2 separate regions of the Homo sapiens genome follow, and region 2 is linked to region 1. The links are chromatin loops, found by intact Hi-C in ENCODE. Cell type or tissue: PC-3. All regions are shown on one strand. Links, peaks and the distances in the headings refer to the core of each region. The heading gives the core; the rest is flanking DNA. Region 1 overlaps HMCN1 (hemicentin 1). Region 2 overlaps HMCN1 (hemicentin 1).

Evidence for each region. Hi-C counts contacts between places; a loop is a spot of excess contacts. Peaks named below come from ENCODE experiments on the same cell type or tissue, not always from the same donor. Only the 100,000 strongest peaks of a DNase experiment are listed, where the experiment ranks them.
Region 2: a loop joins it to region 1, with 10 times the contacts of the local background. A loop is called at or near these places in 1 of 110 quality-filtered maps.

The regions. Positions count from the first base shown.
Region 1 is chr1:185,913,798-185,927,985 of GRCh38, reverse strand. It overlaps HMCN1 (hemicentin 1), which reads right to left. Exons shown (of 107, transcript NM_031935.3): 7 at 5,487-5,607; 8 at 4,333-4,596; 9 at 2,795-2,939. Among named protein-coding and RNA genes, the nearest start is that of HMCN1, 190 kb to the right of the region's middle. RefSeq lists a silencer at 10,035-10,329. In PC-3, for the core only: no CTCF peak of the experiment used is centred there; a DNase peak (open chromatin) is centred at 10,975.
Region 2 is chr1:185,962,481-185,980,156 of GRCh38, reverse strand. It overlaps HMCN1 (hemicentin 1), which reads right to left. Exons shown (of 107, transcript NM_031935.3): 12 at 17,498-17,639; 13 at 16,262-16,389; 14 at 14,242-14,355; 15 at 9,664-9,822; 16 at 2,176-2,370. Among named protein-coding and RNA genes, the nearest start is that of HMCN1, 240 kb to the right of the region's middle. In PC-3, for the core only: no CTCF peak of the experiment used is centred there; DNase peaks (open chromatin) are centred at 6,296 and 8,286.

The DNA.
Region 1 (14,188 bases), core at 7,868-12,867:
AGGTTAAAAAAATCCCTCTACTATATTATGTATTCATTCATTTAATAAATATTTATTATTTGCCCTCTAACACTGTTCAAATTATTTCTCATTTTCCGGAAGTATCTTAGTAATAGATATTTAATCTGTTTCAAAGAGCTCGATGATCTACAAAAATAGGCATTATCCTGTTTTAAAGTGTGGCTGAAATGTCAAAAATGTTTTCATAATTTTTTCTCCCGTATCATCTATAGCTACTTATAACCTTAAAAAAATCAAGATATAGATAAGGCAAAAAGCCCACTGCAGTCAAGAGACTTACCACTGAATTCTGAAAGTGGTATAAAATATAATACCTTATGGTGATATCTCTAGATCGCTCCCCATCCAAACACACCATACTTATCATCAAAAAACCATGAAGAACTTACTGAGCTCTTAACTCGTATTTGGTACAACTAGGGTTTGTAAGAAAAAGTTAAAACAGGTTTCTGTGCCTTAGGAAAGTGAGAAACAAAGCAAGGTCATTGATCCATATGTTTTAGTAGCTGAGAAAATTCACTTTAGTTAAACATTGCTTCCTTTCAATTCTGTAGGCACTACATGCCAGTGGTTCTTCTTGTCACTTTCAGAATAAAAGCAGAATACTGCTTGACTCCATACCACACTGATCATGTAAGCTGTATCTTCGATGCTTAACAGGAGTATACTAAGCACAAATTTGTAAATGTCATCATCTAGGAGGTACTGGTAAGTTTCAGCAAGGTAGGGGTTTGGAATACATACATCTTTGGTGTTTTCTTCAGTGCCTACTTAAAAGCTGAGCATACATTAGAATTCATCAAAAACAGATTGATGGAAATTTTAGAACAGAAACTGACGATTCTTTGGGTTCTGAATCCCTTTTTAAAAATGAGAAAGTTGAGATACAGAAAGGACAAGTAATTTGTCCAAAGACATACAACCAGTTTACTAAATGCTTGAAGAATGTTCTTTACAGTTATACTTGTTCCTTTCTTGATGATGAAATGTTACATGAAAATAATTCCCTTTTTCATGGAGCCTTCTCAGTTGACATTAAGCACTATGTGGACATAATTAAAAAAGTTTTGAAGGGTAGACTTTGGAATACGGAAAAGAACACGTCAAATAAAAATGCACCCTGCTGCTAATGCAAACGGATTCTCTCTTACATCCCCTGGTGACCAAAGTGACTGACATAAACAAACATTAAGTCACATGTTTCATGTTATTAGGAAATCTAGGGCAGGGACATGAGAGTGAATCAGGATTAGGGTATCAGTCTATCATCACTCATGCCTAATTTTGTCTCTAACTTGTCACATCCAAAGAGCTTAATACATGTCAGCAAAGCATGTCATATCTCTGGGCCACAGAGCTGGAAAAATGAGAAAAAGAATTCTCATGGCTTACCTCCCAGGAACTGTGTGGAATTAATGAATTAATGTTTCTAAAGAATCTCATGTGTCTTTGAAAAATGTTACTGTTTAAACATAAAACAGAATTATTTGATTTCACCAGCTAGTTATGTAGCTTCATCATTTTATATCCCGGTCAATTACGTTGCTGGTTATTAAATACACAGCTAAATAAATCATTAAGATATACTATGTAAGGGGCAGGAAATAATACAGTTTAATCTTTAAGAGTAGAAAATGTCCTAGTTATGATGAATATTCCTGCCATAAATTTTTGATTAAAATGACTCCCCATAAAGCGATTGTATAAGCTGAGACTGTCAAACATTTAACATCTTATGGAAGTTATGTTGATATTGAATTAACAGTATAAAAGTCTGATAAAACAATAATTCCCAGAGATTTTCCCAAAATGTTGTTTGTTTCACAGTAAGTTAAAAGGCAACACTTTCCAGAAATATTTTTCTCCAGTTTTCAAGGTTTGCTTAGTTTTTATCATGAAATTACTAGTATTTGTCTAAAAAAGTTACCCAACTTCACAAGGAAAAGTCGGTGCCTCTAGCCTACTCCTGCTGATTGTTATATGCAGGTGCCACACCTGCTGTGACCCACCTGTCACTCACCTGCAGCACAGACCATGCCTCTCTGACCTTCTCTGCTCCCCTTCTCCTCCTGGCTCAATGGGCTTCAGCCATACTGGCCTCCTCCTGTCTGTCTTTCCCACATGCCCAGTCCACTCCAGCCTTCATGCATTTGCACTTGCTCTTCCTGGTGTTTGAATACCCTTCTCTGGATACCTTTTTGATCATCTTTCTTGGCATCTTTATGTCTTTGCTCCAATGCCCCTTACTCTGAATTTTAGGATTTCAAATTGGCCAATGCTACATCCACTCCACCTACCGGCATTATTCAACCCAACTAACCCGCTCTACACTTACCAGATTCACTTATCATAACACTTTAAATCAGATTCAGAAACACTTTTACCATGAAGCCAATAAAGCTAAAGCTTCAGGACCTCTCATTTGCAAGGTCTCCTTTCAAGATTTTGTACTTAACATCATTTTCATAATTCTGTATTTGTCTTAAGAACAGACCCACAAATTAAAAAACATTCAGATTCTATAACACATGAGTCAACATTTGAATATGTTCAAGCATTTATTATATTATTATATTTAGCTTCTGTTTACTGTCTCCATCTATGACAATATAAGCTCCACAACGGCACAGATTTGTGTCCATTTTGTTCACTGCTATATTCCAGACTATGTAGCAAGTGAGAATTTTCAGTGAAAAAGTACACTGCAATAATAGTCTATTTATATTTACATGTTAAATGCTGAATCTTATTACTGACAGAAACATGTACCTACTTCAAATACTGGTCTACTCCAAGTGTAACTCCATTTCTGACAAAGCTCAAGGTAAAGGGCAAAAGACTGTCAACAGAGCAGGGAATTTGGCCCGGCTGCAGATAGTATCCTGGGGTTTTCTCAGGCATCGTAACTTTGGGAGCATCTAGGAAAAAAAACAAAAACAAAAACAAAAAACTTAAGCAAGAAGGTCACAATGATGTTAAGTACTGCCTCTTAATCCATTCAAAATCTTTATACTTAAATTATTCCAGTAAATCCTCTGCATTCCAATTAACCCAGATCACTAAAAATTACTTTTTCTATCTTTATTTGTTCAAAATTGGTTGATTTCTGGATATCTTTATGAGCCCCTTACTACAGTATTCATTGAATCTAAGACATCATAGTTTTTAAGACATAGTATTTTTTTGTACCACCAAGATAGAAAAAATACTACCAAATAAGCAACAATATATCAATTTTAGAATATGTTTTTATTTCAAAAACTTAAGAACCCACATATCTCAGAATCAAATTGTTTTTCCAAAATAAATGTAAAAAATGACTTTTAGGAATCCATCAGATTTTGTAGCAAATTAGGGGCTAAGCCAAATTTGAATATCGTATATGAGGAAATATTGAGGTTGGTTCTATTCTTACCACTCTACAACTATTCAACAATAGCTATAGAATTGTTCCTGAATTTCCCAAATCACTATCTTATGTATAAATGATAAATTTTCGTCCCTCCACCTAATAGCACTAATAGTACTATACAATTTTATAAACAATTCTGTATCTTTATCAGTCCATTAGCTGGGCGAGGTGGCAGGCGCCTGTAGTCCCAGCTACTCGGGAGGCTGAGGCAGGAGAATGACGTGAACCCGGGAGGCGGGGCTTGCAGTGAGCCGAGATCGCGCCACTGCACTCCAGCCTGGGCAACAGAGCGAGACTCCGTCTCAAAAAAAAAAAAAAAAAAAAAAAAAAAAAAAAAGATTGGGTCAGAGTTCAGTCATGAGCCTTGAAAAATAGCTCAAGTACAGCTAAGCTGAAATGCTACCTGATGCTTCCAAATAATATCTCACCTGTAATCTCCTCTCTACATAGTAGCAAATGTACAATTAACTAGCTAACTAATCAACTAGACAAATAAAGGCAGTGATCACCTGTTGTTTACTATGAACTACCATCTATGGAGCAGAAAGTTTCTGACAATTGTATATAAACATTTAGCCAATTTAGATAGTTTAAGCAAATATATCTGCCTGGCTTTTTTAGGGGAAAAGATAGTACCAGAATTTTCCAGTTCCAGCTCTTACACTGACTAATCAAAATTCTCAGATCTGCAATCAGTGAGACTTAACATGAAACTTTGGATGTGCTATTTAACAGCTAAGAAAAACTGTGTTACCGTACATGTAAATATCCATCAATTTGGTGATGCAGTAATAATATGAAGACATTATTTTTTATTTGATAGTCCGTTATTTACCTATGGGACAACATCACCCTCTTAAACTGTCAATATTTCAATGTTGAATAAAATGATGTCTCACCTGGGACAATACTAGAAAAGGAAACACTTGATACTCTCTGGAAGAGGTAATCATCTTTATCATAGCCTGTTACTTTGAGAAAGAAAGCTTCATTTGGTGGTACAAAGTCAGAAATATTCCATATGCCATAAGGTTTTCGATGTGGGTAATATTTAACAGGAATAGTCTTAAGAGAACTTCCTGAGATACTCAAAAGTTCAAGAAGATCTATTCTAGCTGGAGTGGAAATTCCAGAAGTATTGAGCAGTACATAGGTAGGTATTCCTACAAGAGAAAGATTTTGTTATCATTTACAAGAAACAAGCAATTGAAGTTATATATCAAATAAGTATTTGCATGATAATAATATATGAGTACCATAAGGATGCCTACAATTTCTGGATCAGTTGCAGAATTGTTTCTACATAAAAGACAGTTTATGCATGACCAGAGAAACTTAGGAAATCCTAAGAAATAACTTTTATAGTATTTTAACTATGTTTACATGTAAAAAAAATTAGAATCGTGAAAATTGTTATATGTTTGATCACATGAATACTTTTAAAGATAAATTATTTTGTATCTTTCCAGAAAATGCAGCAATAAAAATAAATGAACAAATTTTAACTGTTACATTATAGTTAAGCTTCTTTTCAGCTAGAAAACTATAAATCTCAATGTATGAATAAAATGAGAGGAGGACAAGGTTTAAAAATCAATAATTTTATCTTTGAAATACAATGATATGTGACGTGTTTAATTTTTCAGCTATATACACACATTTTACCTTGACAATAGGTAATTTATAGATTTCGGTAAGGAAAAAAATCTCAAGATCTGGGTTAGTAATTCTCAGAATTTAGTAAGTGTAAGAATAAACTGAGGTGCTCACTAAAGTACATATTCCTGGGCCCTACCTTCCATGGTTCTAATTCAGGAGATCTGGAGTGGGGTCCAGGAATCTTAATTTTTAACAAGCATCCTGAGTGATTTTTATATCAGTGGTCTTGGGATTACACTTTGAGAAAGTGATTAGGCCAAGAGAACAGTCACATTTAAAGCTATGCTTCTCAATTTTATTGAATACTACAAAATTATAAAATTATAGACAGTCTGAGAAATATTTTTCATTTGGATATCTATTATGTCAATTTAAATAATATGCACATACAAACCTTGCACTGGTCTGCTGACTGTTTTTTTGAAGTCCAGGGTGGGCTTTCGAGAAAAGCCAGCTCGGAAATCAATAGTACTGAGGCCAGTAATGCGAACAGAGTGCCTTCCACTGCTTGAGGTCTGAAAATGTTTAATGACAAACCTGGTCAGCAGTTGATCCAGTATGCTGGTCATATGCAACCCTCGCCAGTATGGGAAACTGCACAATATTTAATTAGGATCGATGTCCAAAAACTGAGGCTCTGATCTGATGTTCTCAACATAACTAGGATTCTATATTTTAAATGCAAGTTTCGTAATACATACCCCATGGGGACAGCTCTAAAAAACAATTCAGTAATATGTTTCATGCCTAATGATAAAAGATGTAAGGGTTTAGTCACTAGTGAATGGGCTGGAAATAAATCTGTAAAAGCTCCATGAGGGTATGGATCTTTGTTTTGGTCACTATTGTTAACATAGTAGATGTTTAGCAAATATTGAAACCTTCTTCCACAAATACATCCAGGTTCAATTCTAGAAAATATTTATTTCTTCTTTGCCTCTAGGACATTGCAGCCAGTGCAAGCAATAGAGCCGACCATTTTCAGATTTTGGCAACCTGGCATCCTCAGCTCAGCAGTGTTCTAGCAAAGGCACTCAGCATTTATTAAAAATGCAAAGTCCTTAGCTCCAGCCTAGATTTACTGAATCTGAATATTAGGTCAGGGCAGTCTAGGAATTTGCATTTCAAAAACCACCTAAGACTTATGAACAAGAGTTCACCATTATTTTATTACATAGATTACCAAGATTCTGTCTCAAAATAAAATGACCACATAATTCCAGCATTTAAGTAGAAGTAGGAGATGGGAGTGAAAGAAAAAATTCACACAACTCTAATGTACCAATTATCAATTTCAAACTCAACACTGAGAAGGCACATATTGAGGTATTATAGCAATGACAGAATGCACTGGAAGTATATATATATAAATTTTAATCTGGTAGACAGCCGTATTTGTGTATATACATTTTAATCTGGTGGACAGCCAGATGAATTCACACACCATGGTTACCAGTGGGCCACTTCCAGAGCTGTGCAAACTACGCAATATTCCCTGAATCACTGCAACTCCTTGTTATTTAGCAATGTGGAGAAGAAGGAAGAGAAGATCTGTCCCTGTTGCTACCATGTTTCTTCCTCATTGAGCAGAATCTCAAGAACTCAAAGGGTAGTAAAATGAAGGGGAGAAAGAAGAAAAAAACCCATCATCATGAAAGCTGTTGCTATATTCTTAGCATAAATGATGCAGCTAGTTACTATGGCTCATTTGCATAAAGGTTACAAAAGATTATATGTGTAAGTGTAGGGATCTTAGTACAACCCTTATCCCATTATTTGTCAATGAATATGTGTTATGAATTCCACATAATAAATTAAAAAAGGAAACTATGGATCATGACTCAATTTTAAATCAGGGATTTCCTGTAGGGTTGTATAAAACTTTGGTAATTCTAATGTCAATTTCTTTAGATAATGTAGAGCTTTAGTGAAGACACTATCACCTACTAATTTCATGTAAGTCAGTCAGAATGCTTGATCTTACGGTGAGTTAATTTTTATTTTTTCACTAACATCATATATTACTGTTAGTTGCCTTGCTCCTCAGAAAGTCCCTTATGATGAAACAGCTGTTGAGGTTACTAAGGGCAAATATGACACGTAATTTGCCAAATGACTGCTATTAAGTGCTAATCATCTGCCAAGTGTTCTGTGCATAAATCAACTAACAAAGGTGGTTTTCAACAATGTGGTACTTAATAGCTGAGTGAAAAAAAACAGAAATTATACAAGTGTTTGAAAATATGTTAACATCTATTACTAAATAACACGTTAAAGTAGATTTGATGAAGAGGGAGCCCCTTATAAATTATATAAAATTAATGTAATAAAAATTAACTTTGATCCTTCAAAGACCACACCAAGTAATAAAGTATGCAAAATAAGAATATAGGTTTACTATTCTCTGAGGAAATATGAAGAGTATTTTGCTCTGCTAAAATATGAAGAGTAATAAATAACAAAATATCTTAATTTCATGTGTCTATACTATACTGTAGACAGTAGGAATGTCTTTGATGAATTTAAGTGTTTGTAAATAAAAGATATCTTCAAGTGAGTCCATTTTTATATGCAATTAATCCAACTCTGGGCTAACCAGGGTAACGGAAACAAAGGACATCCCAAATAAACTAACACTGGTTTAAACATACAATAAAAAGAAAAAAAATGAGCTAATTTAAAGTTTTTAAAACAGCTTAGTATTAAAATAGCCTCTGATGTTAATTCATGCATTTATCATTATTTAATTGTTCTCTGAAAAGAATTCTAATACTTGAACAGTATTTTAGGAACACTAAACACCACATAAATTTCTTCATGAGAAAGTGCCAATAGTTTGATATCTATTAAAGTAAGCTATTGTTTTCACCTCTTTCTTGTCTAAGCTCCCTTTAAAAAATATTAGTGTAATAGAAACAAACAGGTTTTGTGTATGAGGGTATAACCCACCAATAAATGGAAAAGGGAGGAGAAAAAAGCACTAATGTGCACAAAATGCACACTATATATAAAGCTTAATTTTTTATACAAATTCTCACTTTTAATCCTCACAAAAGTCCCTGTGAGAGAGTATTATTACCATCTTCACTTCATGAATAAGAGAGGTTAAGTGACTTGCTCAAAGTAACAGATACAGCAGGTGGCAAAGCTGGAGTCTGAACTCGGTGAAGCTCCAGAAACCAAACTCTACAGCTACCCCACGCGTTTCTCATGATGATCTCAATGAATTTAATTATGCTGGTTTGAGGGTAAATGTTGAAATATGCTGAACTGCTTTACACAATAGGAGGAGAGTTATATGGAACTTCTGGGACTATCCAGAGGAAAGAAGCAGAGAAATGTACTGGGGAGGCAAGGGGGTGGTGGCCAAGGAAAGAGCAGGAAAAGCACAAGGTGCTTTCTGACATAGCCCCCAAATCTACGAGTAAATCTACCAAATTCACAGAATGCTTGCTATTGCTAGATTTCTTGTGATATTTTGAAGGGGCTGAGTTTTGCCCTGCATCAAAGTACAAAAAGGTATAATCAACACAAATAATCAGAAGGCAATGAGAACATAAGCAAGAAAGCTTTTAGGAAACTGCAGGAGTGCTGGGAGAAGACTTTGGAGTCTCATGAGTTATGAACCTGATGGGGTTAGAGGAGAACCAAATGACACCAAGGTCTTGGAGGGGCAAAGAAAATTAAGCTAATTCTGTAACTGAGTCAAGCAAAGAGGAGGTCCAGCCATATTTCTTTCCCTTCCCTTCTCTTCCAAATTATGTTAGCCATTTTAATAAATTTTTTATAAATGTAATAAAATTATATATATATATATATGTCCTAAAATTAGTGAGGCCAAAATTACTATCTTAATGTCTTTCTATTTGGTCTTTTTTTATCATCTAGATTCAACCTGTGGGTTATATTAAAATTAGAATATGGCTACAAAAAGCACCTTTCCACCACAGAATGTCTTGAAGTATTACTCCTGCAGAGTTACCCTAACCTCATGGCTTCTGTAGATAAGAAGAGGGAAATCTAGCAGCAGCATTCAGTCTCAGAGAATAACAGGAAACTTTCTAGATATTAGATGTTGAACAGGATTTATCTGAGCTAGGAAGAGTTGTGTTTCAAAGTCAATTTATTCATAAAATTTCTAAACGTACATAATGAGCCACGTTACTCCTCTGAGTGAGTAGTATCACGTTCATTAAGTTGTGAAGGGGTCTGAGTCAGGAATACACAGGCTGCTGCAGTGTGAGCAGATGTGAGGTAAGGTCACGGTTTGGCAAAGATGAGGTTATACTAGTGATACGTTAAAATTAGGTATCAGCTTGATTGGATTGAAGGATACCTAGATAGCTGGTAAAGTATTCCTTCTGGGTGCATCTGTGAGGGTGTTGCCAAAGGAGACTGATATTTGAGTCAGTGAACTGGAGGAGGAAGACCCCCCTCAAGGTGGGTGGGCACTATCTAGCTGGCTGCCAGCACGGTTAGAACAAAGCAGGTGGAAGAAGGTGGGATAAGCTGGCTTGCTGAGTCTTCTGGATTTCATCTTTCTCCCATGATGGATGCTTTCTTCCATTCCTCCTGCCCTTGGACAACAGACTCCAGGTTCTTCGGCCTTTGGACTCTTGGACTTACACCAGTGCTTTGCCAGGGGCTCTCGGGCCTTTGGCCACAGACTCAAGGCTTCACTGTCGGCTTCTCTGCTTTTGAGGGTTTTGGACTTGGACTGAGTCACTACCGGCTTCTTTCTTCCCCAGCTTGCAGATGGCCTATTGTGGGACTTTGACTTGAGATTGTGTGAGCCAATTCTTCCTAATAAACTCCCTTTCATATATGTATATATCCTATTATTTCTGTCCTCTGGAGAACCCTAATACAGAGATAATATATTGGTATCCTAAAGTTGTAAATAGGTAGCCTTGACCTACAATGCAGTAAGGGAAAAGAAGGAGCAGAGTGAACCAGAGTCTAGGTTTCTCAATTGGAGTGAGACTGCCAAGAATGAAGGAGCAGGACAGGCTGAAGGACAATTGAACAAGCACCATGGAGAGCTCCAGCGGAAAATTACTTGCTCCTCTGAGATCTCAGCTTAGATCTTCCTGGTCAGCTCTACTGCAGATGGATTTACTTCTTAGTTTAAAGGCGAAGAAGGCCTGTTAAATGCCTGCCTACATTGAAAGTCCCTTCAAGGCAGTAACTATTTCATATTCATCACCCACAGAATGTCACTCAGCTGGCACGTGATAAGTGTAGGTTTTGTAGGTTTAATAAATGACATGAAAGCCATCCACATGCCTAGTGTTGATGTTTTTTCTTAGATATTCCTCAGACCAGCTAATGCTATACTCATCAAGAATTCACTAAATGTTTCTAGATGCATTATGCTAAGTATGTTCACACGTTATCTCTTAAAACCCTGTTATGTCCAAAGATAATTTTATGGCACTACAAAGAAACAGAGGTTCAAAAAAATGATATTTACCTAGGTGTAGACAGCAACTTAAATGGCAATTATTCCAAGTTCAACGCCTTTCTCAGGTACCTAACTCTGTGCATGGTATTTTAGAATAACATAATTTCTAGGTAGATTTGCACCCTATGGCATAGAAAACAATAATATTCTCCAACTATTTCTTTGCCATTCTATGTTTCTGAGTACCTTTTCAGTTAGGAAAAGTCAGGTCAGTGGGGTGCTAGTAAATTCCCCTCTAACAAAAAAAACCCTAATTTTTGGCATTTTTCAATTTCTGTGGTGTAAATATTCCCATCATAGCTGATTCCTAGCTCCCAACATGATGTTGCTGAACACAGAGCTAGGAAGAGAAATGTATCATTGACTCTCCATGAGTCATTATGAGCTAGCTCTAGTATACCACTAGGCCATGATAACAGCTTGCCTACTGGGTAATAAGGGAGTGAAATGTGTCACTTCTGGGATGAGACAGAAGTAACACAAATTTCTTTTTATTTATTCAATGCCACATCCTCCAGGTTTTTTCCTCATTAAGTGACTGAAGATGCTGCATGTTCTAAATTATGGCAGAGCCTCCATCAGCTTGGGTTCCTGAGTGACTGTGAAGCAGAATACTCTACCAGACCCCATGGAACACAGAACATTAGCGAGGAATTAACTTTCTTGTATTAAGCCAGGGAGAATTCCTCCTAGCACTAAATATGAAACCTTACCTTTTATAAATTGAATTAAAATTTGACTGATAGAGATGGTTTTTCTCTCTCCAACAGAGTTTCAATGTTTTATAAAATAGTAAATGTGCCCAAAGTAAGACAAACACAAAAACTAAAGAAAAATTCAGTGTATATGCATTAAAAGAAAGTAAAGATACAATGTATGATTTACATGTATTCAAGAGAACAACTAATTAACCTGTGTCAGAATTCATGCGTCAACATTTTTAGTAACAACTAATTCATGTGTCAGAAACTGCTGAAGCACTTTACCAATATCTCATTTAACCATGACAATATTGGGTAGCCACTATTTTCCCCCACTTTCCTCAGACTTAGAGAGGTTAAGTAATTTCTCCATGAACAAAAAGACTTTAAGTAATGAATCTTGAATTCAAATAGATGTCGACCTCTTTTCAAAGTATTTGCTCTTAAGTTTTGAATTCTTTACAAATTAAAGAATAGATGGTTTCAATAAAATATTTATTAAGAACCTACTGTGAGCTAGGCATTGTGTCAAAGACACAATCATAGAAGCTAGATTTAAATACCATTATTTTGTTGGGCATTATGCATTTGGAGAAATGTGTGATTAGGAAATGTATCCAAAACATAAATTCTACTTAAATACACACACACACACACACATATGCACACACGCATATGCACACACATATACATAAAAATGTGCATGTGTACCTAAGTGTACACATGTCTTTTTTATAAAGGAAGCATTCTATTTGGTTGACAGTCCGATATTGGAAGGCCAAAAAACTGGAAAATTTTCCAGGAAAAATCTATTATCAAACATGCCACTGACCCAAAACATTAATGCTACACCTAATCTATTTACTTAACACACCTTGTATAGACTACAGGCTTATTCATAAGAGTCACCAGGAAAGACTAATAGGAGGCCAGCATAATAATCTTCATGTGTGGTCCTTTTAGACTCAAGGTTAATTTAATTATGATTCCTAAACAAGCTTATGCCACTTGAGTATGATTTTTAAAATATCCTTACCCAGTAGAAAAGGCATTAGTAGGCTCTGGCTACCAACATAACTATCCAAAACCAAAATATTTCTACTAGTCTCAGAATCCCAGTATAATCATGCGGTTGGGTACACACCCTTCTGTACTTGGGAGATTATCTAAAGACAGTTTATCCAAATGTACTTAATAGAAACATACCCCAGGGGATATGTTAAATTAAATGATCACACTGATAATCCTAGACTAATATAAACATTTGTACCACCTAAACCCATTGGGTGCTGACAATTATTTAATGTCTTTGCAGGGAGTTTCCTTTAAAAAGCAGAGGACAAAATTTGGCTCAAGAGTTTCTGTGGTTACATTCAAATACTCTATATTAGTTGCTGAATGGAAAAATCATATTGCTTCTCAGAAATAAGATCCATGATCTGTAGCTTTCCTACAAATGGAAATTTAGGAGCATAAAACAATCTTCTCTTCTGTTTTTAATAAAACTTTATGTTATTTCCAGTTACTTCTTTTTAACATGCTTTACCTGCATCAGAGGAAACCTAAAATATTTGAGTACTTATGTGAATTATACAAATGAGTTGACTCTTTATCTCTGCTTAGTGAAAGTGCCCTAAGATGGAACAGTAAAGTACTTACCAGAAAAATCACAGAAGAAAAGAAACTGCCACTCTCTTATCATTTTAAATCGTAAACGTATTAGTGTTCCATGCTAGCACCTCCACTACAGGCTAAGTAAACCAGTTCTTCTGCCTGCTTCCCTGGATATCCTCAGAATAAATGTATTAATTTTTATTCATAAATATTTATATAGTTCTTTCTCAGGCACTGTGGCATATACTAGTGGCAAAATCTGGTCTATAGAAAAAGAGACAGAGAAAATATGTACAGAAATAAAAATGATATAAGGGAGAAATTAATCCAAAAGGGAAGTGCAGAAAAATTTAATAGAAAGCCAGAGAGAAAAGAACATTTTAGGGAAAAAAAAATCTGACAAAGTTTGATGAAAGTTTTGTCATTTGAGCTGAACTTTGTGGGATAGTTATAAGTCAGAATGCAAGAAAAGGCATTATAAGGGGAAGGAACAGCTTGAAAGAAAGCATGGGGTAAGAGAATGTGGTGGGGGGAGAGAGACAGTACAAAATTATATTTGACAAAAATGTAAAGACAAGTGATAGAAGATAACTAGAAAGATTGGCTTGAGGCTCAATTGGGTGGTCCTTGAGCCTCAAGGTAAAGTTAAGTAATAGATAGATCGTTCTCCATATTTGGGATAAAAACTGTTATGTGAAACATTCAAAAAGCCAATATTAATTTCAGTGATAGAGCAGACCTTTTCCAGATAGTCCAGTGCATGGGAGATAGCACCAGGGAAACACTATCTAATATCAGACATTTCTCATCTTGAGAAAGTGCACATGTAAAACATTTATCATTCATTAGACATCCAAAAGGGAAATCCAAAGTCAACAGCAATATTTTATGTCATCAGATTCAGTTCAATTTCCTTTGTAACAACCTGATACATTCTTTTGGTATTTCATATAGAAGCAAAATAAGTTTGTTATTTTTAAGTTTCATTATAATGCTTATTCTTTGTTTAGTTGTTGTTAGCACTAATCCTACACTAGAAATGCTGTAAATCTGAGCTGGAGGCTCTTTTGGTGAAGGCTAGATAAACATTTAAGATAAAATAATAATAGATACTGTGTCTTTTTATTGTTCCCTTAATTATAGGAGACTGAGCTTAGAGACTTGTCTAAACAGAGTTCTCATCACCTCATCACCTGATCAAAGGCTCTGCTCACTCATAGAACTAATCCTCATTACTTCTCTGTTCTAATTATCAATTAAAATGTGCGTAATGTCCATTAAGTAAGTAGCACAGAACATGGCCAAGAGCAGTCAGTA
Region 2 (17,676 bases), core at 6,169-11,168, 54 kb before region 1:
CCCTCATTTTTCATTTGTATGTGTTAGACATTAAAATAATTTTTATTATGTAGTTAGATCAAATATATAGAATTTTTCAAGATAATAAAATGATATTACAAAATATTTGTAATTAAAGAGGGTATTGGAGCCATGAGGATGGGGACTACTGAGTTATAGGTTGCGTGGGGATAGTCAGGAGACTGAAGTTGAAGAGGTGGGCTGGTACATTCTCAAGAGTATGGTTTTGTCTTGTGAGCAATCAGGAAGGAAGGAGAGGATTTTAAATAGGGGAATGGGTATAATCTTGTAAATATATGAACCAAAATGAGCAGTTTAATCTATTGATAAGATTTGAACAGAGAAAAGTGCAGCTTTCCAGCATCCATAGTCCCATACTATCTCAGATAAAGAACCATGACAAAGTTTCTACTCCTCTGCTAACCATATGCATCTAATTGTAGAACTGCATCTGGTAAATTAAGGTAGCATCTACTCTAAATAGCAAACATTCATTTGGAAATAAAAATTCAGCAAACCACCCCATTAATAAATCATACATTAGTTCTAACTGGGATATTTTTCATATTACGAATTCTTGGGCTAATTTGTGTAGAAATACAACATACCATGAGAACCAAGTTTCTAATTACTAATTTCCTTCCAGACAATTTAATTTCGACAATTAGGCAACTGTTGCTCAAGATATTGAGCTCTTTTATTCTTCCTTTTCTTTTGTCTCCTTTAATCAATTTGTTTTCAGGTCTCACTTTTTATCAACATCTGGGTTGTTTCTCATCATCACTCTTTGAGCTTTTCAATGTTCCCTTTCTCTCATCTCTCTTCCTATCTTGTAGCGGTGTTGTTCTGAAACAGTACTTTCATGTACCTTTTCCTGCCTATCAAACTTGGAATGGGGCTCTCTAACTTCTAGCTCATCAAATCCATTTTTTCACCTGGACATTCAAGTCATGCACAATCTGACCCAATCTGATGTGTACTTCCCAGTAGCTCCTTTCATGGGCATCCACTCAGAGAATGGACTGCAAACTACCTGAGTGAGGGACCCTATATCTGAATCTGTCCACCACAGAGCTCACCACAGAGCTGAACACTGAAGCACTTGTTATTAGACAATTTAATTTATATCTGGAAGTTTAAGTGGCCAATGTATATTTAATATTGTTAATAAACTTGGGCCAGACATGGTGGTTCACGACAGCAATCCCAGTACTTTGGGAAGACGATGTGGGTGGATCATTTGAGGTCAAGAATTCGAGACCAGCCTGGCCAACATGGTAAAACCCTATCTCTACCAAAAATACAAAAATTAGCTGGGTATGGTGGTTCACACCTGTAATCCCAGCTACTCAGGAGGCTGAAGCAGGACAATTGCTTGAACCTGTGAGGTGGAGTTTGCAGTGAGCCAAGTTCATGCCACTGCACTCCAGCCTGGGCAACAGAATGAGAACCCGTACCCACCCAAAATATAAAAATAAAAATAATTAAAATAATTAACTTAGCAGTAACTGATTAAAAGCTTTCTATAAAATACCCCAAACATCCCATTATTTTTAAAAATGCAATTAATTATCTAAATGCTTTTCCTCCTCTGGTAACACCATGCAATTATTCTTAGCATTATTTGAAAAAATAGAAGGTGCTTCCAAATATCTGAATACTGAATAGCTTATAAAATTTTTAGATAAGAAAGTATTTGACTTTTGTGGGGGTGGCAGGGATCTTTTGCTTCAGGTGGATACAGCTTTTAATAAAGGAGATTCCAAGGCATCCCTATGTTGTTATGTACTGTTTGACAAAATAAATAAAGTTAACTAATAGTAATATTTTATCTTTCTATACAACAATTGTTACAAGAATCAAGGTAATGTGACCACTTATCTATGTAAAGGCTCAGATGACTCTATTTGCAATAAGAAATGGTAAGATATGAAGAAGTCATATTGTTTCATAAGCCCTTATGATAAATTAATGACATACATTTGAATAAAATATAACTCATTTATGACAATTCCCGAATATAAAATGCCAGTACTATTTCAAAGTAAAATGCAATGAACATAAAATGTGTTGGCAAGATTAATATACTATTTTAAATAGCAATACCTATGTATAAAACATAAATATATAACATAAAAGTACATATTCGTACAAAATATATTTCCTTCAACCTACTTAAAATAAAGAGAGCTCCTGTTCTTAGTTGGCTGATGGAACTAACTGAAAAAGGTCTTGAGAAAATTGGCATGTTGTCTAATCTTCGCCATTTGATTGTTGGTTCTGGATAACCCTGAACATAACAAGGTAATGTCACATTTGAGCCAATTTCCATAGACACATCAGCAGGTTCTTGTATGAAAACTGGAGGTGCTGGAAGACATTACAAACAACAAATAAGTCATCGGTATATTATACAGGCATATTAAACATAAACTTAAATATTAAACTGTCAAATCATTGAATTTGAATTATTGTTCATATTATATTGTAAATTTACCCTGTTGATATTCCTCTCTTAGGTAAAAACAGTGGGTGTTTCTTTTTTGCTTTATAAATGAAGAGAGACACTTAGAAGCCCAACCATTTCCTTAAGGTGATAGATGATAAAAAGCATGGGACTTCAAATTATAATAACCTTAAATAAAGAGAATCTTTCACTCTAAAAATTTGTTTTCAATTTCAGTTTATGTCAAATTGCTCAAACTTTAAGACTATCTTATAAATAAGTTGGCTTTATAATAAGATATTTTTGACACTTTCCGTAACTTACTCCTTTGGTTGAATTTTTAAATTAATTTATACCAGAGTTCATTATTCTATAATCACTATATAACAAGCTAACACTATTTACTCCTAAATTATATCCTTGTTCAATATCATATTCTTGCTTCTCATACCTTTCACATTTTTGAATTAGAGAAATTTAAATATTAGAATAAATAATACGAATCAAAGTAACAGAATGTAGTATTTGATAAAAAGAGAATAGGAAGAGTTTAATATCTTAGTCAGAATTAAGAAATGATTCAGAAACTATAAAAATTATAGATAAGAGGCTACAGATATCCACGTAATTCAGGTAACCACAGAGATCAGGGAGGAAGACATAGAAATACATCAGAGGCACATCTTGGAAAACATAGGAATCCTGTTTAGGGAGGATACTGTCAGCAAGTTCAAATAGATGAGGCTCTCAATACATCCTGGAAACTTATGGGTGATGAGACACCAGGCAAGGAGAAATATACAGGGTACTTTTGGAGGCAATGGATGAAACCTGCTCATATAGGATTCTAAGAGGTGTACCCTAGGGAAGGCTCCTTGATAAAGTCAAGGTTAAATCTTGGTTAGAAATGATAATTACCACTTACAGAGTCAGAGGTTGTGTTAAGTGCTGTCCATTATTACCTCATTTAATCTTCACAATATCTCTATGGGGTAGGTATTGTTATTACTCTGATTTTATAGATGAAGAAACTGAAACACAGATAGTTAATTTGCTAAGTGTCACATGGAGTTGAATTATGGAAGCAGGCTTAAAAGCCAAGTCAGTTCAACTTTGGAGTCACCATTCTTTGTGATTATATTAACTTCCCCTTTTCTATGGGTTCTCACAACTGCTCATAGTCACACTAGTTAGCAGGCTCATAAATATTCCTACAGAGATCACTTTTCTTCCCATGGGAATTCTGGAGTTGATGTACAGTTGTCTCTCAAGCAGCATTAATGCTTTTTTAGCATAGGTTAAAGAACCTCCTCCAACTTTGCAGCCTCATCTCCTATTATTTCCCTTTATAAATGTTACTACCTGGGCAATCAACATCCCTTGTTCTTCTCCAAGCAAGGACTGACCTTTCTCATATCAGTACCTTGTTATTACCATCTCCCACAAATGTAATGTCTGTTATTGATCTCTGGCTGTTGAAATATTGGCAATCTTTAATCTGGTTTAAAAGGCCCCTCCTCTATGATGCCATCTCTTACCAGTTGAGATGAGCATGATTTCTTCCCTCTCTAAAGTTTCAGAAAACTCACTCTCTACCATTCTCATAGCAATCACCACATTCAACCTGTTGTTAGACTACATTTGTTTTTTATTTCCTAGAGAGTTTATATTTGTAACCATATTTTTATCTTTTACAGCAGCTAACATAGTACTTTGGGCATTATTCATGGCCACTGGATATTTGTCAATGAATTTTTGAAATCAGTATGACAACACTTCAGTAATAACACAGTGTGTGTGTGCGTGTGTGTGTGTGTGTGTGTCTGGTGCATAAGTGTGTACAGCAACCTTCACCCAGTACATTGAACTTTCACGTGGCAATTTCAGAGCCCTCTTATTTATTTATTGAACCTAAACAAAATTAAATTAGGTTAAATACCACAATTGAACAATATATTTTTATAAATAAATCGTGTATCAGTGTTTAGATTTTTCTTAATCCATCTATATGGAAATTTGACTTATAAAAATAATAGGCAAAATAAACATATTTTAAACATATTTAAACATAGTTAATAGAATAGCTCATAGCTTGCTTATTCTAAGTGATACGGTTTGGATCTGTGTCCCTGCCCAAATCTCATGTTGAATCGTAATCCCCAATTTTGGAGGAGGGGCCTGGTGGGAGGTGATTGGATCATAGGGGCAGATTGCCCCCTTGCTGTTCTCGGGATAGTGAGTGAATTCTCATGAGATCTGGTGATTTAAAAGTGTGTATCACCTCCCCCTTTGCTCTCTTCCTTCTGCTCTGGCCATGTAAGATGTGCCTGCTTCCCTTTTGCCTTCTGCCATGATTATAAGTTTCCTGAGTCCTCCCTAGCCATGCTTTCTGTAGAGCCTGCAGAACGGTGAGCCAATTAAACCTCTTTTCTTCACAAATTACCCAGTCTTTGGAATTTCTTTATAGCAATGTGAGAACGGACGAATACACGAAGTCTCTAAGACCTAGTTACTTTTCTCTGGATAAACGGAAATCATTTATTCTAAAGCAGATGGCTGTTCTGAAAAATGGAAGTTAAGTTTAAAAGTTTCTGGATATGTTAGCCTCAGAGTATGGGCAGGTAAATGCGGTGATGGACAGAAAACAAATTCCAGAACAGCACAAAGATATGCAGAAGCCTGGAATCAACCAACTGCTTGGAAGAATACCCAGTTTACTGACACATTACAACACAGGCATCAGTGAAAATGAAGGCAGATTTCAATTTTCAGAACTAAGAAAGCCAAGAACAAACTGGAATTAAAAAGGATAAACAAACCTCAATCTGTACCAACAAAACTCAATTAAGACAGGAGAAGTCATCCATTGTAAAGCAGCTTTGAGAACAGCATTATGCACAAAACAAGCACAAGGTCAAAGAATATATGTACTGGTATCACAAAACAAGGCAAATGAGAATACCAGGCACTAGGTAAGCAGCCAAGGCAGCATCAATGACAAGCAAACTTCAAAAATGAAGCAACTCCTAATACAGCCAAGAAGCTTTTTAAATACTTCCTACTCCTGAATGTAGCCAACATGAACTCCAAGTGAATTACAGTGAGTAGATGGTAAATACATTAATGAAACTATGGGGAAGAAGAACAGCAGTGAGTGTAGTACGGTGCACGGTGCTTCTACAGAGGAGGCTGTTTGCTTAGAGAGGTGAAGAGCACACTAAGTGGCTTCAAATGGCAACTCTAAGCTTGAGAAAATTATTTTACCTCCTCCAGTTAAAATATCCCCATGAACAAAAAAGGCATAATAACATTTCCTATCTCATGTTGTTAAAAGAGATGATCTTATTAATCATTTAGTATATAATAATCACTGAGATATAAACACTCATTAAACATATTATAGAGTTAACTTATTAAATCTCAACTGGAGTTTAATAAGTCTATGGTTAATTTCTGTGGTTAGTTTAATGTATCTATGGTTAATTTCAATTTTGGCTTCTTCACAGAGTCTGTTAGGATGATGTTTGATCCTCTGAGATCCTAAGTATTTGTTTGCAAGCATCTTGAGATCTGCACAGGGTTAATGCCACAGTATAACTTTGCTGTAACTTACATATAGATATGGCTGTGTACACACATTATTCTGCAAATATAAAAATCACAAACAGATTGACCATCTTGCTGCAAAAATTATTCCATAAAATTATTCTAGTTCCCTTAGGGAAAATTAAATATATATATACTCCATGTGGTGACTCTTGCATTATTTTAGTCAGAGATTTTCTTTCCTAAAATGACTGGACACATTGTTTTGGTTCCACCAAACCGCAAAGCATGAAACCACAGTCTAAGTCTCAAACCCTGTGTGGTATGGAATGCTACAAATAAAATCACTGCCAAGCCAACTTTTTGTTTGATGTAGCCAGTCCTCTTTCCTTCCAAATGACTTCACAGTCCACTATCCCTTTTTACAAAGGATAAAAATCATTGGTAACTTTCCCTGTTGACCTGAAATGTCCATAATTTAAAACCATGATAATAAGTAATAGGAAAAAGGGCACTCACTACAAGAAGCTAGAACTCAAAAATCGTATTAAATAGCCTTTTCATAATTTTTTGATCTAGTATTGTTGATATGAAGTAATATGCCCACAAAAACAATCTGAAAGCTCAAATAGCTAAATGATATGGATAAAAGCATGCTTTTCTTCCTAAGTCATAAGCTACTTAAATTTATGCCCAATAGTTTTGGAACTCAAATGAACAATTTTATGCACTACTAAGCTTAGTACTTAACTTGTCTCAAGCCCTTTCTTTAAAAAATTAAGCTGAAATGGTGACTTTCACATTAAAATCCCAATGCTTAATCTTAAATACTAAGCTGCTATTATATAGGCATTTCCATATGATTTTTCAAGGTTCAAAGAATCAAAATGACCACTTAATTTGTGAAGTTAATATTCATTTACATGATACATGTTTCATTAAACAGCTTTAGAGGAACAGCAGTAACAGCTGATATGCTGGGTGTACGTTAGGATGATGTCTCGTTTTATCTTTACAACCAACCAGTGAGGTAGGTACCACTTAGATCATTATTTTATAGATGAGGAAAGTTTAGGCAGAAAACCCATTCTCTGTCAGAGTCCACCATTTACTTAACCACTACATAAGTTCTGGGGAAAGTTTTGATTTGATGTGTGTTTACCTTTAAACCTAATAGTGATAACTATAATTATCACTGCAACTGTGATTTGCATGGTTCTTAGCATTTACATATTATATCTGCTAGAATATGTAACAATAGTGTGATGTGAACAGACAAGGTCTGTTCAACCTTTGTTATTCAACAAAACAAGCACAAGGTCAAAGAATATATGTACTGGTATCACAAAACAAGGCAAATGAGAATACCAGGCACTAGGTAGGCAGCCAAGGTAGCATCAGTGACAAGCAAACCTCAAAAATGAAGCAACTCCTAACATTGTGAGCTACAAAGAGAAAGATCTAACAGCGAATATGGAAATAGTTAATGCATAACAGAAACATGAATGGTACTGACTTTAACACTAAGTTATTTGGCAATTGTGAACAATGGTCAAGGTTACAATAAACAAATAATTTGGCTTATGTTGATGGTTCTGTCAGGACAATTACTAGAATAAAAGTTGAAAAGCCATTGTTTTAGAAAGGGTCACAGAGAATGAAGATCTTGAGTATAAGTGAAGATAAAATAAAATTCACTTCTGTTCAAGAAATAAAGCATAAATACGAAACATTTGTTAGGTTGTTTCCTAATCCAATGTAAGTCACCCCAACACAGATAGTGTGAACCCTTATATGGTGTATCACTGGATGGAAGAAGGAATCTGGAAATTCCAGAAGCTAAAAGGGATTACCAAGAAGGCAGCAAGTAAGCAAAGAAGCATGTGCAAAAGATTCTTAGGATTTCTACAAACTTTGAGGGGACTGAGGGTGCAATTACCTTTTTGTTGGGAAAAATTACTGAGACTGTTTCTCTCTTCCTCTAGAGCCAGACAAGTCTAAAAGAATGTTGAGTAAACATAAAATATCTGTGCCGGAAGGAGGTAGAAGGAGAACTAGAAAATGTTGAGAATTACAATGTTGTACTCAGTATATTTCTTGTAAACAAGAATTCTCTATGTAGTGACCCTCTTTATTTGGGCCTTACATGTCTAAAAGCATTACTGTGTTTTACATCTTGCTTGCTAGTAGATTCAGAGCTACCCTCCACCCAGAGGTTCCAATCTTATTTTCAAGGCATTTCTCTTAATAACCACAGAGTTTAGTCATGGTTCAAACACGTGTTACAGTGTCCTAGACAGATTCTATAGTGGTCTTTGTGGTCATTTCCAGCTTTGTTGATTCTCCCCCAAGGGCATAATCACCAAGAATGCAGAGTGTTCACCAGACAGTTCAGGGGCAAGGGGATCATAAAAGATCCCAGAAAGCAAAAATTTAGCTTACATGAAACAAATATCAAGTTAGGAGGACATAATTTTCATTTAAAGACTTAAAACAGTGGAACTAAAATGTTTTGTGTTACTATATTCTAAGAAAAATAAAAAGCATTTTCTTTACAGTTCTAACTTTTGCTTTAAAAAAAACAGTCTGGCATGAATATCATCATATACAAGTGAAAATAGAGGACAATTGAATGCAATGTCATATTTTATAAGTTCTAAGTGACACAAATATTAAATTATCTTAAAAATTAAATGCCAGGTTCTATTTCATACAAACTGAACTCTGTTTTATGTTTGACTACAATGTGAAGAGACATGAGGTAGACAAAAAAGGGAGGACCAAACTTCTTGAGTAACCTACATATGGTTGTCTTGCATACACTGTATCTTCATTTTATGATTGACATTTTTTTGTAGTACTTTATTTCATACACTGAAGAGTAATTGCTATTGAATTTTTTTAAGTAAAAGCACAATCTGATACCTTTGCTGTCATCAATATCTTCAAATTATGATCTTGGGCCAAAGTATAATTTCTGGCCTCCAGATGTTGATACTTAGAAATTCGGTGGCAGAATGGATGACTCTTCGTAGGGAAACAGCAACTTGAGTTCAAATATCCAGGTTCTGCACCTCCCTAACTCTGTAACTCTGATCAAGTTGCTTAGCCTTTATAAGCCTCAGTTTCCTTATCTATAAAAAGGAGATAATTTTAGGATCTTTCCGTATAAATTTTTTGACACAGCGAACGGTACCTAGAAAGTGGCCCAGTGTGGTGGCTCATGGCTGTAATCCCAGCACTTTGGGAGGCTGAGGTGGGTGGGAATCACGAGGTCAGGAGTTCAAGACCAGCCTGGCCAACATGGTGAAACCCCGCCTCTACTAAAAATACAAAAAAATAGCTGGGCATGGTGGCAGGCGCCTGCAATCCCAGCTACTCAGGAGGCTGAGGCAGGAGAATTGCTCGAACATGGGGTGCAGAGGTTGCAGTGAGCCGAGATAGCACTACTGCACTCCAGCCTGGGTGACAGAGTGAGACTCCGTATCAAAAAAAAAAAAGAAAGAAAGCACCTAGTAAATGCTAACTACTGTTATTCTATTAATCTGAAATGCACCCTCTAATTTTGCCATTCTGATGAATAATTCTACCAAACCATTTCAAGGTTATTAAACATGAAAAATAACATATCAATTTCTAAACAAATTGGCCTATAAGATCTGGAGGCTTACAGCCAACATCCAGAGTTATCTTGCCAGTTGCTCTTCCAGCCTCATTGATGGCTACACAGGTATAATCGCCAGCATCCAGATCTTGTGTTTCTTGAATCTTCAAAAGTCCCAAGAGAGGGTCAATAATGAGGAATGTTGAGGGCCTCAACTCAAGATCTCCTAAGTCAAAACAAAGGGGAGAACATTAAACACTAAAGTATTAAAATTGTTTATGCAGCTATTGGTTTAATTTCAAAACTTCCAAATAAAGTTGATTGCAAAGTTTTTAAACACAAGTGTTTGGCACAACATAGACACTTTCTACAGTCTAAAATTCAGACCTGTAATAAACTGTGTATGAATATTTTCTATTTATATCTGTATGTGTAACTAAATAAAAAAGGAGGAGCTCTTTGAAGATACCTTGGGGAACCGGGAAAGCCTGGCAGTCATAACCAAAGCTTAGGTAACAAGGGAGTGGGGAAATGAAGGTTGAAAGGAAGTTTCTACCATCTTTGTGGCAGGATGCATTTGGTTACTCAGTAGATGTTTGAGAGACCAGAGGAATTTTATTTCTGCTAATGACCAGTGCCTTGAATTTCCCAAGAATGACTTTTATTTGAAGGCAGAAGATGTCTCAACAAAGCTATGATTTAGGTTAGGCTTTTCCTTATGCTTCCCCTCCTCCTCCTCCAGGGCATCTCCTTTCCAAAGAATAGAATTAATCAGGATGACCACTATCATAAAAAAGTACATAGTACTGTACATAGTACTGGATGTTTAATGCCAGCTCAGTGTCCACATCTTTTTTGTTTGTTTTTGTAAAGGGTGACATCAAACATGTCAGGATTTTAAAAACTTCCAGGAATCTTGAGGGCCATTGTTCTTAGAGTTTCATAGCATTCCCAGATGTCAAGCCTGAAAAGGTATTCTCCAAAATATCATACACCAGCCATCTGACCTTGGAATGAGGACCATGGAAGTAACTGTCTTAGCTTCTAAGAAGCAAACACAACTCAGGAGCTAGTACTAAAATTCTCTAGGAGACTGCAAACAGCAACAGCCAACAGACTCGGGGCAACAAATGGACAATTCTCTTTCTGCTTATATAATTTTCAAAGGCAAGGAGGTCACAAGAGCTCTAAATTTGAGAAAAAAATTACATCAGCAACCGTCAGTGCCTAAAATGAAGTATTTTTCAGCATTCCAATATTTAAAACCTCAATCATGCTTTTAAACTCGCTACTACATACCACGTGAAAATGAGAGCAGTAACTAAAGCTGTGTCGATATGCCTCTGAGAAATTTTTATAAATAAAAGCAGATGATGTTGACATAAACTTTCCTCACACCACAGGAGGATGCAATCTGACCTCACTGGTCATCAAGTATTAAAATGTTTGGACTAAAATGCATTTAGATTTTTGGAATTCACTTTCCCTTTATATTTCTTCTGTAAATGTCAGAGGACATTAACAGGATAAAATAAAGACTTTTTTGCTAGTAGCTTTCTATCAAAATAAAAATGTTTAAAGAATAGCAGTCATGAAACAAAATATAAATTGGAAAAAACTAGTTCAATTAAGTTTCTGTTTTAATCACATTTTGATAGATTCTCCTTTCTTGATTTCTACTGAAAAGTTACTCATCAAATTATTGAGAAGCTATAAATACAGAACCTTTCAGATGGAAGTAAAATAGTGACTATTTACTTTTAATATTAGGTAAGACTAGAAGAATGTTATACATAGTAAAATATATAAACTTTACTGACAATATATCCTAGGGTTTACAGTCATTACCATTGAGGAGAGTTCTCTTTTTTCTACAGTTTAAATTCAATTTGGCCTCTGTGGATATAAAGACTAACAGAGAGATCATTATCTCTGGCATAAGATCTTTTCAAATAATTGATAAGTAGTTATCAAAAATGTTTGTTTAAAAACTTCTTAACTGTACTGTTAAAAATTAATGGGGACCCTGGTGAATTTTTATGTGGATTATGTTTATTTGTAATTTATATATATATATATAATTTTAGAAATAAAACTGAGAAATTAAAAACATGCATTCACTTATTTTTAATAAATGCATGACATTTTAGCATAATGAACATATTATATTTTTAAAATTGTATTTTCAAAACATGAGAAAGTTAGTGAGAAGAGTGGCAGTGTTTCACATTTTGCAAATCTCTATAATCTCTAATGTAGTGTAATACAAGACAGCTGAATGCTCATATTTGCTTCTCCACTGACTCTATTGGACATCACACATCACATAGCCTCCAGAAACTCCATTATTCACTTTTGAGATAATAAGAATGAAAAAGGCAACATCTTAGTATTATTATGAAAATAATTTTGATCTCATGAATCCCCTGAAAGAATTGTGGGAACCCCTAGAGTCTCCAAACCACATTTTAGGAACAACAGATCTAAATGAATAAATCTAATTTCTTTAATATTTTACCATACATATACTTTTTATAAGATTTCAGTAGTGTTTTGATTCTCCTTTGAACCCATTTTGTATTGCTCATTTCTAAAAATAAAAGATCTAAAATTTAAGAGAGCATTTGTGCTTATGGAATTCCTTTTCTCTGATGGTCTGAATGGAATACAGTTTGTTCATTTTTTTCTTTCAAACACCTACTTTATTCAATCAGAATCACCTCAAGGAAGGTATGAGGAAAAAGATATTCTTATGGTGAAGGCAGGAACTCTTCCTCCTCACCCCTATGGTTTCCATAAGGTAGCATTTTCCCAGCCTTCCTGGTGTCTTGTCCTCAGCAGAGGTGGGACTGGAAAGCCCACCTGCTCCTAACCCCCTCCATTTTGAGGCCAGTTTGCATTCACAGGAGTTTGTCCCCTAGATTTGCTCTTGGTGGTCCTAACTCTACTCTGTTTATGCATAAATTGTCTGCCTGTAACTTGGGAGGGTATGTTAGTTGACCTGATCCTGGAGGTCAGGGCAGCTCTGCCTATTATTGATGAACCCAGGGAACACATCTTACAATGTATCAAATGCCCATATTCTATCTCTGTTGGTTCATAACTTGGACAGCAAAATGATAGATTATTGAACCCACTGAGCGGTAATATCTATAGTTGAGATAAGAAACAGAGAGTAAATTCTAGAATCTCTCATGTAGTGGGTACCTAGTTCCCTATTTCCTCTTTTAGTTTCCAAGCTATTTCTGGGTTTAAGATGGGCATGAAGACTAATTGATTAAGGAGCACAGTCCCAGTTTGGGGGAATAAAAGACTGTTTGTGAGACTCTGCTATATACACATATATAGAAGTTGGCATTTCCATTACTTTTTTGAATTTTTATTTTCATGATAAACTATTGAATGACATTTAAAATAAAGAAATACTGTCTATAACATATTTTCTTGATATATTTAATTATGATGTAAATTTGAAATTGGTACTGATTTCTTTGGCAATTCAAAAATTTAAGTATTTTAAGAAAGTAAAATTAGTTTATGTTAACCAACATAAACCTGATTAAGGAGCAAACTCAGAAATGCTTTCTTATCAGAGAAAACATGAAGACTAAAAATCTTTCAGTATGGACAACCAGGAAAATGGCATTACTTCCTAGTTTCCACCTTGCTTTTGATTTATATTATTTAAAACTATTTATTTTCTACATAAAGCCTTTCTTTTTCACCTCATGTTCCCTAAGAGTTTGAACTTGAGGTGAATTCCTAATTTTGTGATTATGACATCAACCTGTTGCTATGGAAATGTTTGTGATTTAACAAACAGAATCATAACAATAGTGCTTTGTACTATTTAACACTTTTCATCTGAAAATTTAAAAGTATTTTGCAAACAGCATCTCAATAATCCTAGCAACCTCCCAGTTAGGGTGTTTGCAGGATTTTTTTTCTTTTTCCCGTAACTGGAAGAACTGAAACAGAAGCAGAAGCAGGGCTTTTTACACAGATATCTACTGTCAGCATCTGAGCGGGAACCAGAATCCAAGTGTATCTCACCAAGGACAAGTGGCATATAACTGTTATTTTATTATGGAATCACAGAGGTGCAATCTTTATGACACAAATATAGAAAGATAATTTCTATAGTTGAGACAAGCATTTACCATGTATGATGTAGCTGACCTATCAATAAATAATTTGTCTTTCAACTATCTGTAAGCTTCAATGTGTATCTTTATTTGAACACTTTATAGAAAGTATCCTTGTGAATCTAGAAAACTTTTTAATAGTGAGAGCCATCATCTCTAAGAAAAGTGAACTAAAATCAGCGGAGCTATTTTAAACGTTAACTGAGTATTCTTGGACAATTTTCTTCAGGAAACAATCCTAAACTAACAAAGAGAATGTTCAGCTGGATTAGCAAAGGCGAACTTTTCCTGCTTTGATTTTTACAGTCCTGTAATCCATACCAGATGTCAAATCCTGAAATTCAGAGTTGAGAATTTTGAACTATTGTCTCCAGTGAGATCATAAACACATTTTATGGGGCTGCTAAGTCACACACCAAAACAAAGTTTTAACAAATCATTTTTTTTAAAAAGAAAACAAAACTAAGTGAACCAGACACAAACATATTGAAGAAATGTACCTTTGAACCATTTAACTTGAGGTGGAGGAATACCAGAGGTTTTGCATTCCATAACGGTTATATCCCCAAGGGCAACCAAGAGCTCACTCTGAACTACCATCAACTTAGGGGCTTCTGAAAAAAACAAAAACGCAAATAGTCAACATTTAGCACAAGACCAGATGGATTTTGTTTATGTTTACTAAATGAACCAATTTAAAAATTTATGTGCTTGTGGCCATTTCAATATTTATAAACCGAAAGAAACTCTTGTAATGCACATGCACATAGGTGTATGTGATAAAAAGATCATTTATCAAGGTCAAAGAAATGATATCAGGAAAAAAATAATGACTAAAACAAAAAATAATTATCATAAACTCCAAAAAATTTAGGAAACTAATCGAAAGTTCTTTATGAAAAAGAGTTATACAAGGAAAGAAACATCTTAGAAATCAGAATACATCTTAGAGAAACAATACTAAAAGAACAGAGAGAGGAATAATTCTAAGAAAAATATAGTCAAAAGAGGGATAATGGTAAGACTGACAGCTAAATTAAGACTTGAGGATGATACAACCGTAGATGAATTTGTTAACATTTTCTACGTCATTTTAAGGATATTCATGTCTAACTACAGGAAGATATTTGCAGTCCAAGCCTAAAATTTGCATTTACAAAAAGTAGAGTCTCCTGGTTTTGACCCTTCTTTTCCCTGTGATGCTAAATATAGACATTCTCTAAATTTCTGTTCTTCACTCCGTTTGCTTCACTTGCTTGCCCAATGGTTCAGTTTACTTAAACATTTTCTCTTAACGAGATATTTTAGGACTTCCTAGCTTCAGCTGAGGTATTTTTAAACAAAGCTAAGTTAACTTCTCACAGATCATGTAATTTCTCTGCTAGAATACCTTCAGTGATTCCTACTGCCTTCAAAATTCCATAGACTCTCTTTCAAAAATTATAAATGGGTGCATAGCTTTTTTTTTAACCTTACCCTGTTACAGTTCCTCACTTATCACAAGGTACAGAGCTTCACTGATAGCCCAAAATACAACAGACTTTTACTCTCCTGTCTTCTTTGCCTTTCCTAAAGCTATTTCCTCTTTCTAAAATGCCCTTTGCCACAACCTTTCAAATCCCACTCATTCCTCCAGACTGAGCCTAAATCCTGTCTCCTTTGAGAAATCTTTGCTAATTCCTCCGTCTGAATTAGTCTTCCCCTCTGCCAACCTCCCACTGTAGTACTTGTCTGTCTGCCTTGTTATATTTCCGTATATATCCACCCCCATTATGTAAATTATGAGACCACTTCTTTCCAGGCTCTCAATTCAATACTTGTGACATTTTGGTTCTCTCCCTCACCTATACCTTCAAGTACAATTCTCTATCTTTATTATCTCTTTTGAATCCTTGCTTCTCTACTGACAGTTTCATTATCTTACTGTGAATGAGACTGAATAAGAATGAATGAAAGGGTGGACTGCTAGCCATTGATTATTCACGATTTATAACCTGGATCTGAGTATATTATTCCTTTATCCTTTATTTGACTAAGAAAGACAAAATTAAATAGAAATATTCTGTAGAATAATTTTCATGAAGTACGCTTCCAATAAATGTTTAAGTTTGGAGAGGGAAATTGAAGATAAAAAGTAAAAATTATATTATACACAGTTTTTAATATAAGTAGAAATTATAAAATGGAAGTTAAGCTAGAAAGGAAATAGAATTTATTAATTTAAAAGTAAAATATTGCAGAGAACAGATGAACAGTGGAAAGATAGAACTTTGTGGACAATATGAAATTATTCCATAACCTGGAAGCTTCCTTGATTTCTGTTGACTAATGAAGCTTTTCACTCTATGAACTTTTAACTTAAATTGGTTACAATATTTGCTTCAATCAGTGTGTGAAATGAATAATAAAGTATAATACCATGTATGCATTACTAATATTAATATTTCAAAAAAGTACTTTTGCATTGCTTGATGTGATATTCATCCTATTTTAATTGCCTTTTAAAGTGATTATACTTGCCAATGTATCTGAGAGTAGAATTCTGTTTATCTGTTCCAGCTGAATTACTTGCTAGGCAACCATAGATCCCTGCATCTTTGGGAGCTGCATTTTTGATAAATAAGGTACCATCTGAGGTCATCCTATACCTATGAATAAAAAACAAAAAGAATATAAAATTGAAAATGCCACAATAGTAATATCAAGATAATATAGTGCTTTCCTTTAAAATATTTTCAAACGTTGTAGAGTTATATTTTTGGTGTCGATTGCAGAAATGGTTACCATCATTATTTTATAAGCAGAAATGCAATAATAATAATAATATCATGTATCCAATATTGACTACATACCAGCCGCTGCTCTAGAAACTTTACATTTATTTTAATCTAAAAATTTTCCTCACCCTAATGAGTTAAATACTATTAATATCTCTGTTTTACAGGTGAGCAAAGAGGTTACATAACTCACCCAAAGCCAGAGTTAGTAAATGGAAGAACTGGAATTTGCACCCCGGCAATCTTGCTCCATGTGGTGGATTGCTATAGTAAACGGTTCATCACAATGAAAACCTTAGAGATGTAATGTCTCATGTCACACAGTGAGTCTGTAAGGCGTTTAGGAATAGAATCTGGCTCAACTGGCTGGATCACACGTATGACTTCTTCACTGCCAAACCCAGAGTAATGGAAGCCCCATGGCTGGATACTTTGTTGTTTATATTCCACGTGTTTATTATACTGTAGGAGCATGAGTGGATTCAATGCTTTTAAAAAGCACCCAGTGAAATAAAATACTTCCCACTGTAGTTTGGCAAAAATGGAAGTAATGACAAAGAATGTCTGAACACATTTTAATTAGAGCTACTGGTCTGTTCTTGACCTCTCTCTTCTGTTAAATCCAGGACAATGTCTTTAATAGATTTGTTGAAATTCTATGTTATTTTACCTCACAGAAAATTTATTACCCTCGTTTCAATTACTCAAGTTAAACTAACTGATTGGTGCTACATTTGCAGCTCAAAGTACTGGGAAGCACTTGGTCCCAGCTATTGAATTCAAGACTCAATAACCTCAAACTTTATAAAGTCATCATTTATATTATTTTTGACATTCATAGCCTGTTTAGAAAATGTAAAGCTAAGTATTGTGGTCAAACCTCCCTTAATATTAGGGATTTGGTCATATTAGTTTGGTCCAGAAGTCTCATCAATTTTTCTCACTCAATAAAAACAAAAACATGATACAAACCCAGTACCTGTGTGAACCCACGATAAACATATCGTTAACGGTCCAGGCAATCTTTGGTTTGGGATAACCTGTTGCAGAACACATGATGGAGACCTCAGACCCTCCTGTGAAAGACTGATTCTTGGGCATCACAGTGACTTTGGGTGGTTCTGCAAATAAAAATATACGTATGTAGAAAAATGCCAA